2 separate regions of the Homo sapiens genome follow, and region 2 is linked to region 1. A link is a contact called in ENCODE Hi-C or POLR2A ChIA-PET data. All regions are on one chromosome and are shown on one strand. The core of a region is the stretch at or near the end of the contact, and the rest is flanking DNA. Distances in the headings are between cores, read along the strand shown.

The links. A loop is a pair of places that touch in the nucleus more often than their neighbours do. ChIA-PET counts read pairs that join two places held with the same protein, here RNA polymerase II (POLR2A).
Region 2: a loop to region 1 is called in a map of PC-9, with 6 times the contacts of the local background. The contact joins two enhancer-like sites. A Hi-C loop is called at or near these places in 1 of 168 maps with a recorded cell type or tissue (PC-9). POLR2A ChIA-PET finds 5 or more read pairs at or near these places in 2 of 52 experiments (BJ and PC-9).

Annotation. Positions count from the first base shown.
Region 1 is chr5:57,731,370-57,737,807 of GRCh38, forward strand. No RefSeq gene overlaps it. Among named protein-coding and RNA genes, the nearest start is that of LNCBRM, 160 kb to the left of the region's middle. RefSeq lists an enhancer at 3,647-4,846. Within about 2 kb of position 4,027, at least 8 of the 41 ENCODE cell types and tissues checked have a DNase peak (open chromatin) inside an H3K27ac peak, as active enhancers do; they include PC-9, where a contact is called at or near this core.
Region 2 is chr5:57,838,598-57,845,035 of GRCh38, forward strand. No RefSeq gene overlaps it. Among named protein-coding and RNA genes, the nearest start is that of LINC02225, 57 kb to the right of the region's middle. Within about 2 kb of position 3,159, at least 7 of the 41 ENCODE cell types and tissues checked have a DNase peak (open chromatin) inside an H3K27ac peak, as active enhancers do; they include PC-9, where a contact is called at or near this core.

The sequences.
Region 1 (6,438 bases), core at 2,777-5,276:
GGAATTGGAAACTTCAAGAAGGAGGTTGTTTTGATCTGATGGGACTGGAGGTATTAATACAGGGGTTTTTTCAAGCAGACATGCAAGGAGACAGCAATTCATTCATTAATTATCAATTCATTTATTTATTTAACAAATACAGTTAATTCAGTTTCTCAAGCATTTCTTTGAGCACATACTCTCAAACCACTCAATAAACAAAGATCAATTCCTGCTTTCATGAAGCTTATATTCTAGGGAAAGAGATAGAGAATAAAGAATAGGCAAGTACAGTAGAGTATATGTTAGATGATGGCAAGTGTTAAGAAGATAAGTGAGGCAGGAAATGAGGATGGAAGCACCTAGGAAGGTGCCATTTAAGCAAATACCTGAAGGATCTAATGAAACAAGCCATACCAATAAGACAAGAAGGAGAGTCTTGAAGAGGTCAAGGAGGGGTGAGGCCACTGGCATGGCTAGAGATATTGAGAGAGCCGATGAAAACAAAGGCAGAGAGGAGGGGGCTTTTTTGTGGATTAAGTAGGGGATTAAACGTAATCAAAATAAATTAGGCTTTTAATCTTGGTGAGATGGAAAGTCAATGTGGGATTAGAACAGAGAAAACAGAATGTGCAAAGGCCCTGACTAGAGAGAACCAGATAGAGGGGAATTAGAAAGAATTCCACATTTGGCTGTAGTATTGAATACTTTGGAGAATCAAGCAAGACATGGACCAGAAAGGGCCTATTGACTTTAGGAGATCCTAGGTACTTTGATCATTTCCTTGGTTTAGAGAGAAGGAAAGGCAGGTATCCATGGATGAAGCAGTTGGTGGGGCAGAGCCTCGGGTCTTGTTCAGAGGTTGCTGAGGGGCTGACGGGGCAGGCAGGAGTAAATGAAAGACTGAGAGGAGGGTTCTCTGGTCTCCATCCCGTCTCTCAACCAGTGAAGTTGTTCTTTGTGTGTATGTGTGTGTTGATGTTTCAAAAAAGATTTAATTTGAAAAAGAGTGTTCTACTGCTTGAAAAAAAAGGGGCATTAAAAACCAAAAATAGGAAGTGAGAAAATTAATACATCTAGGTGGATGAACTTTCTAAGAAAGGACTGAAAAAGGGGAGACGTAAGCAGTATGGGGATTTGAGGACAGGGTAGAAATTTTTATTTTGTTAAGATAGAGCTAGGTTAAGCTTGTTTTAGGCTGAGAAGAAAGAGCTGTTAAAGTGTAAAAGTTTGATACAAAGAACAACAGGAGGTAATGGGAAAGTGACTAAGCTCTCTTACAGCAGGTAGGAGAGCGTCGGGTCCATAGCAGACATGAATATATTTGCATTATATTTGGTTTATAAGCTATAATTCTTAAAGCTCAAGGATTTCCTTTGACTGTTTTTTTTATGTCATTTAAGCTTCAAATAAACATTTAAATAAGCACTTTTTTTTAAAGAAAGTTGATTTTCATATCTAGTTATTATCCTGCTACCTTTGCCAACATACCAGAATCTTTGATTATTTTTTCTCCTGTGGCGTCAACCTAGAGAGGAAGGATCTTGATTAAATATGCCAACTATCTTTACACTCAATTTGACCAAAGGCCAACTCTTTTTATGTTTGTAATAGGAATGTACTGAACAAATTCTGAAATTCACTTTCATAAACTTTCTTTCTCTTAGACTTTCAGAGTAGGGTAAGTTTTTAAAAAGCCGAGTCACCATGTTCGTCTTTAGGGCAGACAAAAGTCTATGCACTTTTTTTTTTCTTAGACTCCCAGGTAAGGAAATTCTATAATCTACTTTAAAATCTACTCTAGCCCTTAGCAAGATTTCCAATCAAGAGGCTCCTTTTCATCACTAAACTGCTTTGCTGCTGCAGCAGATTTAGTAGATTTCCTAAGGCTTCAGAAGCAGTGGAGAGCAGCCTCCCTTGACTTGGTGTACAGAGTCAGGCCACAGAGACTTCCACTCTTACTTCCCGGGTAGCACACACAGCACAGTCAAATAAATGCCCTCCTGGATTCCTATGCCATTAGGGTATGTGCTAAAAGAGCTCACTGGAGAAAAAGCTGAAATCAATTGTGAGTTAGGGCTTGCTTCCCAACATGTAGCCCAACAACGTAACATCAACACCATTGGGGATCTTGTCACCATCTTCTGAATAACAGGATCCCCTTTTAACAGGATCCACAAATGATTCTTATGGACATTAAAGTTGAGGAGCCACTGCTTTAGATAATTCTTTTGAAATATTATATAATCAGCTTACCGGACTTCAGAATTCCTCCTTTCCCAATGGCTGGCTCTTCAGGGTGGTGTCTTTCTCTTACTCACCTTTGTATTTCTAGTGCCTAGCACAGGGCCTGGCATATGCCCCTTTGATTTCTTTTGGTGTCACAGCTTAATCCATGTTTACTGAATAAGTTGCAGAATCAGTCTAGTGTCACAGTATAATCCTACTGCCATCAGAAGAAATTCATATAAACAATTTTTCTGAATATGGCTTTTACTATAATCATTATTTTAGGCCACATATCATGAAACCAAAAATCCTACTCTAAACTGATGACCTTTTGGTTTCATCTGGGCAGAGTCTCCCTTTTGTTTTAATTCAAAGCATACCTCTATTTCCACATTCCCATTTTTCTGGGGTTCAGTTTATCTTGTGCTATTTAATCTGTTTTTTTTTTTCAGTCTCCCACTTTCTTTTCTTCCCAAATGACTGATGCAGGTGGAGGGTGGCAATTTTTGAGTTATTTTTGTATCTTGTTTTTCCCTTTAGCTTTCATCAAGGTGACACTTTAGAGACTTAAGGTGGGTAAGTGGAAAGACAGAGAGGACTTTCTGTTTTCATCAACACCTGCAAGAGATTTTTCCCTATTCCAACAATAGCATTGATTTTACATTTTACTTGCTCTGAGCAGGATGATACACAAAGGCTTAGCATGATAGATAGTGTTTACTTATTTTTAGACCATTTGTATTTTTCATTTCATGAGACCTCTGCCATTGCACATTTTTGATAGAAAAGTAGCAATCTTTCCTAGGAACATTTCTGCTTTGCTCTTTGACTTGTTTCCCTTCTGCTGGCAATATAGTCATACTGCAGGCTGTTCAAGGATAGAGTTCTTTGTGAAGTGATGAAGATGAATTATTCCTGCCAGACACAAAAACAGTTATTTTACTTGTTACTTAAATTGGAAAGAGACAAAGAATACTGTTCAATTTTAACTTGCCAGCAGGCGTTCAGGGAAAAGGATTTTCCTAACAACTTGGAGAATGCACTTCTAAAACATCTGTCGACATTAAAGTGAGGCTAAAGATCGGTACCAGTGCAAAGCAGAGCTCAATTTTTCTCTCCAATTTCACCAAAATCAGTAGGGAAGGCAAGGGGTGGCAGCTTTACTAATTTATTGGAGAAATGCTCGGGTGAAATGTTGGAAAGACTCTAATTGTTCATGGACTCCCATGTAAGTATAAATTCTCTGCATTATATTTCCTATGGAGGTTACAGTGAGTAGAGAGAAGTTTTTTTGTGGTTGCCAAAATTTAGATAATAAAAGTGGGACTTCAAGATTTAATTGAATAGCTATAGCCTTGAATCAAGAGCAAAATAGTAAAATGTCATTATAGATACGTATCAAGAAGAAAAACAATCCATGATTTCTGAAACTATAGCAGAGTTGCACTGTGCTACAAACACCCAGAGCAAACTCCCCTCAGAGACCGCCCTAAAGGACAAAATGGTTCTTAACTGGAAAAAAAAACACCTTCTGGAATGTCGGCAAAGCATGTAAATTACAGATGATTTTTTAAAATGACTCCCCAACTTTGAAACTCGTAAGCAGATCATGAACAAATGTGTTCAGCAGAACCTGTGGTATGGCCTGGCAGCAACCTCGAGAGAAGGAACTGACATATCCTTACATTTTCAAGTCATGTTTTTACTGTAGAAAAAGAAAAGTGTTGCCTATCGCCCAGTCAATGGAAGTGTCAGAGGTGTGTGAAGTAGAGCAACTCCATCTTGAATAGGAGCTGGGTAAAATAAGGCTGAAACCTACTGGGCTGCATTCCAGACGGTTAAGGCATTCTGAGTCACAGGATGAGATAGGAGGTCGGCACAAGATACAGGTCATAAAGACCTTGCTGATAAAACAGGTTGCAGTAAGAAGCTGGCTAAAACCCAGCAAAATCACAATGGCCAGGAGAAGTACCTCTGGTCATCCTCACTGCTACACTCCCACCAGCGCCATGACAGTTTACAAATGCCATGGCAACATCAGGAAGTTACCCTATATGTTCTAAAAAGGAGAGGCATGAATAATCCACCCCTTGTTTAGCATATCATCAAGAAATAACCATAAAAATGGTCAACCAGCCGCCCTCAGGGCTGCTCTGTCTATGGAGTAGCCATTCTTTTATTCCTTTACTTTCTTAATAAATTTGCTCTCACTTTACCGTATGGACTCACCCTAAACTCTTTCTTGCACAAGATCCAAGAACCCTCTATTGGGGTCTGGATCCGGAGCCCTTTTCTGTAACAGAAGATGGAAACTTGTTTTTCTTTTCATGGTTTGTGTGTTTGGTGGATGAATCAGAGGTCAGACTTGGTCAGACTCTACAGTCAGCCCTTTGGAATTAGGGATTTTTTTCCCAATAACCAAATAGTGACCAACTCTTCTCCTGGCAGTGGGAATATTAAAATTGTTCTTTTAGGCCTGGCTGATTTTCATCTTGTGATGATGTTTTAAAAAAGCAGTCCTATTGTGTTCTCTCATAGTATCTCTCTCTCCTTGACTCCATTCAAATTGTAGGTGGTTCTCAGGAATGCTGTCTAGAGATGTGGAGACCAAGGTATATTTAGTCAAATTTTAGTATCGACATTCGGTTAATTAGAGCTATTTGAGATTGAATGGGAGACACTATGTCAAAAAAGACTCTTAAAAGTTAAAATTCAAGCTTTGATTACTAACTCCATGCCTATTTTCCTGAGAAGTATCTGATGTCTGCCTGAAACACTGTAATTCCTTTCTTCTTTCTTTTTTTAATCCCACTCATTCCTTTTAAAAGTTGACTTTTCTCTTTAATGCCATAGCTCAGGTGATCTATGACACATCTTCATTTCAAGGTTCATCCCTTTGTAATTCACTAGGCAAAGGAAATTCGAATCTCACAGGGACATTTATCTGTTCACGAGAAGAAAGAGGAAGAAAGGGGCCCCCTTAAGATAGTAAGGGAAGGGATTTAGGGAGAGACAAAGATATTTTTCCAGGACTTTTTTGCACCTAGATCCATTTTAAGGCCATTAATCCTTTGATATATGTTTGCAGGTAAGAGAACAAAGGAATCAAACTTGACTGCAATTGGATTCCACATGAATTATCAATTAGAGACATAAGAACATGTGATTTATAGGACTGTTTTGTAAGTGCTCCTTTGTGTAGCCTATTGACAAAGGAAGAGGAGAGATGTGCTGTGATTTCCCGGCCTTGTTCCAAAGCCCTGTTGCCAACTGCTTTCAGCTATGAATTCCCAAACAGATTTTAGCACTTACTTCCAAAACCAGATGAAGTATCAAAATAATTTCTAAAAGGCTAGTGGCAGTGCAAAGTGACAGTGACAGGGACTTACAACAGCCTTCCTGGACACCGTCCACCACCTCCCTACCAGCTGGTGCCCTGCAAGTGCATGCGTGGTGCTTTTTGCTTTCTTCTAACATAATCCTAATCGTGATGCTTTGAAATAGCCTAAGTCATTTTTTTTTCTAACTCCATTTTGAGGATGAAAGCAACTGTAACATCTTTTCTCAGGGCCTGGCATGTTTGAGGAGTTCAGTTAATATGTACTTGATAAATAAAGAAAAAACAAATAATTTGACTAATAGAAAAAGCTTCTGAGGAAGTTAGACTTAAGAACTGTATTCAGATCACATTCAGAAGTAGAAAAGGAGAGAAAACCAAGCCTCTGCTTGAACATGCATTCGTTCATTCTACATAACAACTCCTACGAGTTTGATTCAGTGATCTATTTTGGGGGTCCTGTGGATGTGGCTATTTGGAAACCATTAAGAGGCAGTGTACCAGCTCAGGGCAAAGCTTCTCTACATGACTTGCACTAGTTACAGTCTGATAAGTCTTTCTTGGGTTAAACAAGGAGAAAGATAAGTTTTAAAGTTACCTCTTGTACCTCTTATACCTAGAGTAAGCAATGCTTTAACATATCCTCTGATGACCTAATGAGAAAAGTAGGATCTGTTCTTTTAATATAAATCAGAACATGTTTACTAGGCACCAACTCTTCTCTCAGCCAGACTTAAAGACATGTACAGATATATAAGAGAGTAGAAGAAACAGTTTCTGTTCCCAGAGTCAATAAAGCAGTTGGATTGGAAACATTCCTATAAACAGAGACATGATGAACCATTTACTGATAGTTCAGGGGTATTTATGCTAAATTATGTTCCTTAATACTT
Region 2 (6,438 bases), core at 1,909-4,408, 110 kb after region 1:
TTAATCCTAATGAAAGCAGGCTGGAGGAGAGAGCTGGTGGAGAGGAAAATTGTGGAGAGCAGAATCTCTCTGGACAGAATAGTAAATACAAAACCAAAATGTGAAATTTGTTCTTGAAAGTGACAGTTGCTTGTTCATGCTCTGTGAAGTCTGAGTGTGTGTTTGTGCTGAGGTGTGCTATACTCCCCAAGAGTAAATATGCCTAGAGTCAGGGGTCTCGTTTCCTGATCAATACAAATAATGTATCAATCACCACCATGCTTGTGGAAGTGGGGAGGGTGTAGAGAAATATGGACACATGTAACACTGGTGACGGCAAAGGTCATTTTAAGAGTTGATGCTGTCAGATTAATTAACCTGTCATGTTTAGGTAGCTAATAGTATTTTAAGGGAGTTTTTCAAGTTGCACATAATTCTCATATTTCACAGGACACACCTTTGGAACAATTACTTGATTTTGTATTTATAGCAGCTTCTCCCTGTCCGTCCCATAAAAAAATGCCAAAAAGACTGACCATAAATTGGTCAAAACTTTATTCATGGGCGACAGTCCCATTATAAAATAGAAGGCAATATATATGTCTCTTCTTTTTTTCTCTTCTGATGATTTTGTTGGTGATTCAATCTGTAAACCTTGATGAGTTATTCGCTTAGTCATTTAGCAAACATTTAATGAGAACCTGCAGCACAATAAACATGAATATAAATAAATATGTGGGGAAAATAATAATGATCAGGAATTAAAGGGAGCTACTGTTGATGTTTCTTGACTGCCTTCTGTAGCCCAGCATTCATTTTAAAAAATATTTTTATAATTAAAAATATACATGTATATCAAAGTCAAATCTTCTTCAAGGCTTATAATATAAAACACCAAATTCTGTCTTCCACAGCCCTTCTCACCTCTCATCACCTAGAGGAAGCCACTTTTAATCCTTTTAGCTGTTTCTTCTGGTATTTGCCTTTAGGGTTACATAACATGCTATTCTGCTATTTATTCATTTGTTGATTTTAAATATCGCCTATAAACATCCTACAATGGAAGGCATTTGTTTAGCTTCCTTAAATACCTGCCCTCACCCTAACACACACTTCCACTTCTGTTTCCTAAGATCATGAACATTATAATTTTTATCAGATCACTGTTCAGCCTATACATTGCTATGTTTATATAAATATTATGCACAGTTAAGCCATGTAGACATTCTGTTGTGCAGGAAGGGAAGAGATCCAAGGTTTTCACTGCTCCTTACAAAGATTTTCAGTTGGCCCTCATCTTTTTATCACCATCAACACCCTACTTTCAAGGCACCTCCTGCCTGAACTCCTGAGCCCTCTGAGATTCTGAAGTGCAAATAAGCCTTCTTCATGATTTCATTCACTGCAGAGACTCCATGTTTGCCAAATTGGTTACTTCAAGTCAGTCCATTGCTTTCCATATATGTATATATAATCTTGTTTTCTCTTTTATCTTTTCCTTTGCTTTCTTTGCCCTAGGGTTTAAAAAGTTTTAATTTATTTACTGAAATTTTAATGTGTTACTGGAGTAAAGCACATATGTTTCAATCTTCCACATTTAATCCAAGTCCCAAATACTCTTTTGAAATTCTAGCTAATAATACTATATACCGTTATGAATCTTTTTTTTATAGAGGAATAAATCAAGACTAGGAGAAGTTAACTTGCCCAAGGTTGTGCAAATAGTAAGTGATGATTCCACTTGCTAATAAAAGTCTTGTTAGTTTCTTTCCAGCACACTGCCTTTTACTGTAAGGCACAGTTCCCGTTTTAAAGAGTTTATAGTTTTTGTGGGGAGGTAAAACTTGTGCACAGATGTAAGAATACAATACATTAAATGTCAAGAAAAAGAAAAATGGCCCAATGTGCAATGGGAATTCAGAGAAAAGAGAAATGTTTTCCTACCCATTTCTTTGTGTCTGAAATGCCACTTGGCATGAACTACACGTCTTTCAGTTCTGTAGGAACATTTCTTCATACCGAAATCTTATTTTAAGGGATAAAACCTCTATTCTTCAGCCAGTTGGAATTTGACAGTATTCCATGAAGTAACTGGAGAGGAGTGGGCAATAATATGAATTCTCAAATGACAACAACCCTTAAGGTGATATTTTAGAAAAAAAGAGTAAGATTTTTCAATACATGTCTATGAGTATATTTGACTTTAAAGACATTCAAGAGAGAATTTTTGCCTGTATTTTTTTTCCACTGATAATACATAGTCCTTGATCTTGTTACATATGAAGTGTATGTCTGTATCTCTCTGTCAAATATTCAAATATGGTTTATGATCATATCTACATCTGTCCAGACTTGAGGTTTTTTTTTTTTTCATGGCTAGCTAGGACTACTATCACTCATGCCACTTACACTCTGTGAATCCAAAGCACTATCTCCATTTGCATCCCAGAAGGCAGAATCACATCGTGGATTGGGGAACAGTCTCTATAGCCAATTGGACCGTGCTCCACTCCAGGGTCTCCCTTTACCTTCTTGCCATGTGATGTTGAGCTATTTCACTAAACCTCTCCCTTCATGTCTTATATTTCTTATCTGTAAAATGGGGATAATGGTGGAATCTAGGTCATAGTGTTTTATGAAGGTTAATAGATAAAATCAATGTGATGCACTTAGAATAGTGTCTGGTACACAGAAAATACTATATGATCATCATTTCTTCTTCTAGGAACGTCAGGCAGAAGCAATCTCTAAGGGTCACTTATGCATCAGGTTCTATTTTGTTTGCTGTAGGAGAAGTTTTTTCAATCATATGTTCGTTATTTTATCTTGAAACCATTTATTGAGTGCCTGCAGATACAATGGATTGCAAAATTAGACATGTCACTGCCTTCCTAGAATCCTGAGCATAGTGAAGAGACAGTCATGGCTCAACTAATTATACAAATAAATGTAAGATTACAACCATGGTAAGTGCTAGGAAAGACAGGCTTCATGACTCCTTATTACATTTGAATACACAGAGTTTAGTGCCTAACAGAGCAAAATTGTGTGTTTCTTGAAGAATCCAAGTGCTTTAATGCCAAAGAAGGGAAGGGCTGCTCAGTGCAGAAACTGAGAACATCCTGAGAAACTAATTAAAACCTTCCTATTTGATGACACCCATAGGATGGGAATCGCTTCCTCTCTCGACTTTCCTTGACACAACTTGCTCAGGAGGAATGCAAAGGATGGGTGGGATCTTCCCCAGCATGAGAGTGAAAGGAAGCCACATACCAAAGAGATGACGGTGGCACAAGAAATGCTGCAGCTGCTAATTCCACCTCCACCCTGTGGGACAACTGCTTAGCAATATTTCAAAGGCAAAAACAAAGTACAGGAAAAAAGAAAAAAAATGGATTTAACAACTTCCTTGACTGGAGGTCTGGATAAGAGTGGAGCACATTTTAAAGTGGACTTTATGGCAGAAATACATGTGGCTTTACAGACATCTGTGCCTGGGATTCACAGAGCCCAAGTGTACATTTGTACATGAAGCACAATCAGCTATTCAAGGCATTTGGCAAGAAACTGGAATATTGATGCCATTTCAATATAATACGTGTTCATCTCCTGTGCATCACTAATGCCAGTTTTACCAGAAAGCTGTAGCTGAGAATTCCATCCAGAATTCTTTCTGCCATTCTTCATTACCAGTGCTTGAAAGGGCAGTGTCCTCCTGCTGAACTTTTAAATTGTTAATTTCAGAAAAATACATTCCCTTTCAGTTTTATGTAACACACGAAGAGAAAATGAGTTTAAGAGTGGAGACAGAGTGTCATATATCAATGGCTGGGAAACAAAATTTAAAGAGAATGAACTCAAGAGATCTACAGCATAAAGACTATAGTTAATAACAATGTTTTACATACTTAAAAATTAATAAGAGAATCAATTTGAAGTGTGTTCACCACAAAAAAATGATAGGTATGTGAGGTAATGCATATGTTGATTAGCTTGATATAGCCATTCCACAATATATACGTATTTCAAAACATCATGTTGTACATATAAATATAGTTTTTATTTTGCAATTTAAAAAATTGTTCTCATTTGACCTTTGTACTTCCCTGACTATATTTCTGTGTCTCTATATCCCATTTATCTGCTTGTCTGTCTATCTTCACCTCATTCACTTTCTCTTCCTTCAAGCTTTCACATTGCATGTCATTGTTTGATGGCTCTGCAGTCAGGATGGACAATTAAGAGACTGTTTCCCGAACATCCACTATGAGTTGGGTAGGAATGTCTTTGAACTCATGAAAATTGCCATCTGGAAGTGAAGACAAATATGAGACATACTTAAAAGTGTGATGAGTGTCAAGAAAAGAAATACATAGGATACTCTGGAATCAAATAGCGATAGTAACAGTAATAACAACTAAGGTTAATTCCATGCTCACTATGTACCCAGGCACTCTTCTCAGTGATTTATATGTATTATTAATTTTAATGTACATATCACATCCATGAGGTAATGTACTATCACTTTCCATTTTATAGATGTGAAAATTAAAGCCCAGAGGGATTAAATACTTAAGTATTTTTCCAAGGCTGCCCAGATAGAAAGCGGTGCACTGTGATTTGAACCATGTGGTTTGGCTACTGCGCCTCTGTGCACTCTAAGTACACTCTTATACACAAGAGAATTTAGCTTGATCTGCCTGGAGAAAGTGTACTACAGTTTAAAATAATATTAATACATTTTGGGGATTTATTTGAGTACTCCTTTAATAAATGTGAGCAAATATTTTTCTCTTTAAAAATTAAGGTAGATTGAAAATAAACATAAAATGCCTCTAAATGTAAAGTAGTGGGATCCTGGGAAAAAATGGCTATGAAGGAAACGCTAGTGCAATTCACATAAAGTGAGGCATAATGCATCAATATCGGTTTCTCAGTTGTGACAAATATACAATTGTAAGATGTTAACAACAGGGGAAAATGGGTAAGGAATACACAGGGGTTCTCTGTATTATAATATCTTTGTAACTTTTCTGTAAATCTAAAACTCTTCTGAAATTAAAAATTTACTTAATCAAAAAAGAAACGAAAAGAAAATATCTGCTAGACTGATCAACCCCCATTAAGCATGTATTAGTTGCAAACTAAACAGTTCTCTAGAAAAGGCAACTCCTCTTTGGCACGTTCTCTCTGCTACTCAGGCAGGCAGCACGGCAGCATCTTCAGCATCTCACAGGGCATCTGTGCCCATTTGTTTCTTGGCCTCTTACCTGGTCAGGCCACGCAGATCATACATTTTTGCAACACCATCCTCTTTAACCTGTATATCAATGTACTCAGCATCATTTCCTTGCCCTTTTCCTGTTCAGTAGAAACTGGTAGCCCTTGTCCTGATTCCACCCAATAAAATAGTATCTTAACAACTTTGCTCCTTTGGATCTTTAAGTGGTGTATTCTTAATCCAGTACTGATACCTGGGCCATCAGATTTGGCCCTGTCCTGCAGGGTTTCGCTCATTCTGTGGAAGCTGCCAGTCTGAAGCCTGGGAGACCTAGACCATGAATGGTTCCTGTGGAAATCAAGCACCCACAGAGACTTCTCTGGCTCACACGGGCGGCGTTTTTGAGTATTTTAAAAAAGAATTTAAGAACTGACAGTCTCTCCAATACGGCAAATAACTTCCTATGGAAGAGGGAGAAGCCAGGTAGATGAGGAATCAAAACAACACACTTCAGTTCAGTAATTTGCAAAAGAGTGAGGCCAACTTTAGTTAGGGAGTAAGGTTTATCTCCACAAAGTTCCAATGACTCTGCCTTCTAATAGAGTCATTCTAATATTTCTCAAATGCATCCCCTCCTGTGTCAGTCAGGGTCCAACCAGGAAATGAAAAATCTCTTCAAATATTTTAAAAGAGAGAATTTATAGAGCAGATTGTTGTACAGGTGATGGAAAAGGTGAGAAGCCAAATAGGAGACAATGAGACAACTCAATGTTAGTAACAGCAGGAAGCTACAATCAACTCCGGGCTGGAGAAACAAAGGGAGGAAATGGGGTTCCCAGAGCCCAGGGGTGGGATCCTTGGGCAGAAGCCAGAACTGTGGCATATGTGCAGGGAGGCAGCTAGAGGCAAGAAGAGAATACAATGGCTGCTGGAGGTGTCACCTGAGGCCTAGACAGAGGATGAAATGCGTTGATTTTTTTTCTTCTTTCTTCCCAATCTCCTTCCAGTAAATACCGCTGGCCAAATCTAATAAAAAACTACCTGACATAGAAACCCAGTAAAGATAGTCCAGAGAAATCAGTCCCCCTTCCAGACAGCACAGAAACATGGCAATGGCTTCATTTGAGGTCTCCACCATCTCTTTCTTGCACCACTACAGAATCTTTTTAACCTTTCTTTTTGATTCAACAATCTCAGTCTTCCTCCAACTCATTCTCTATACTTCAGCTAGAGTGATT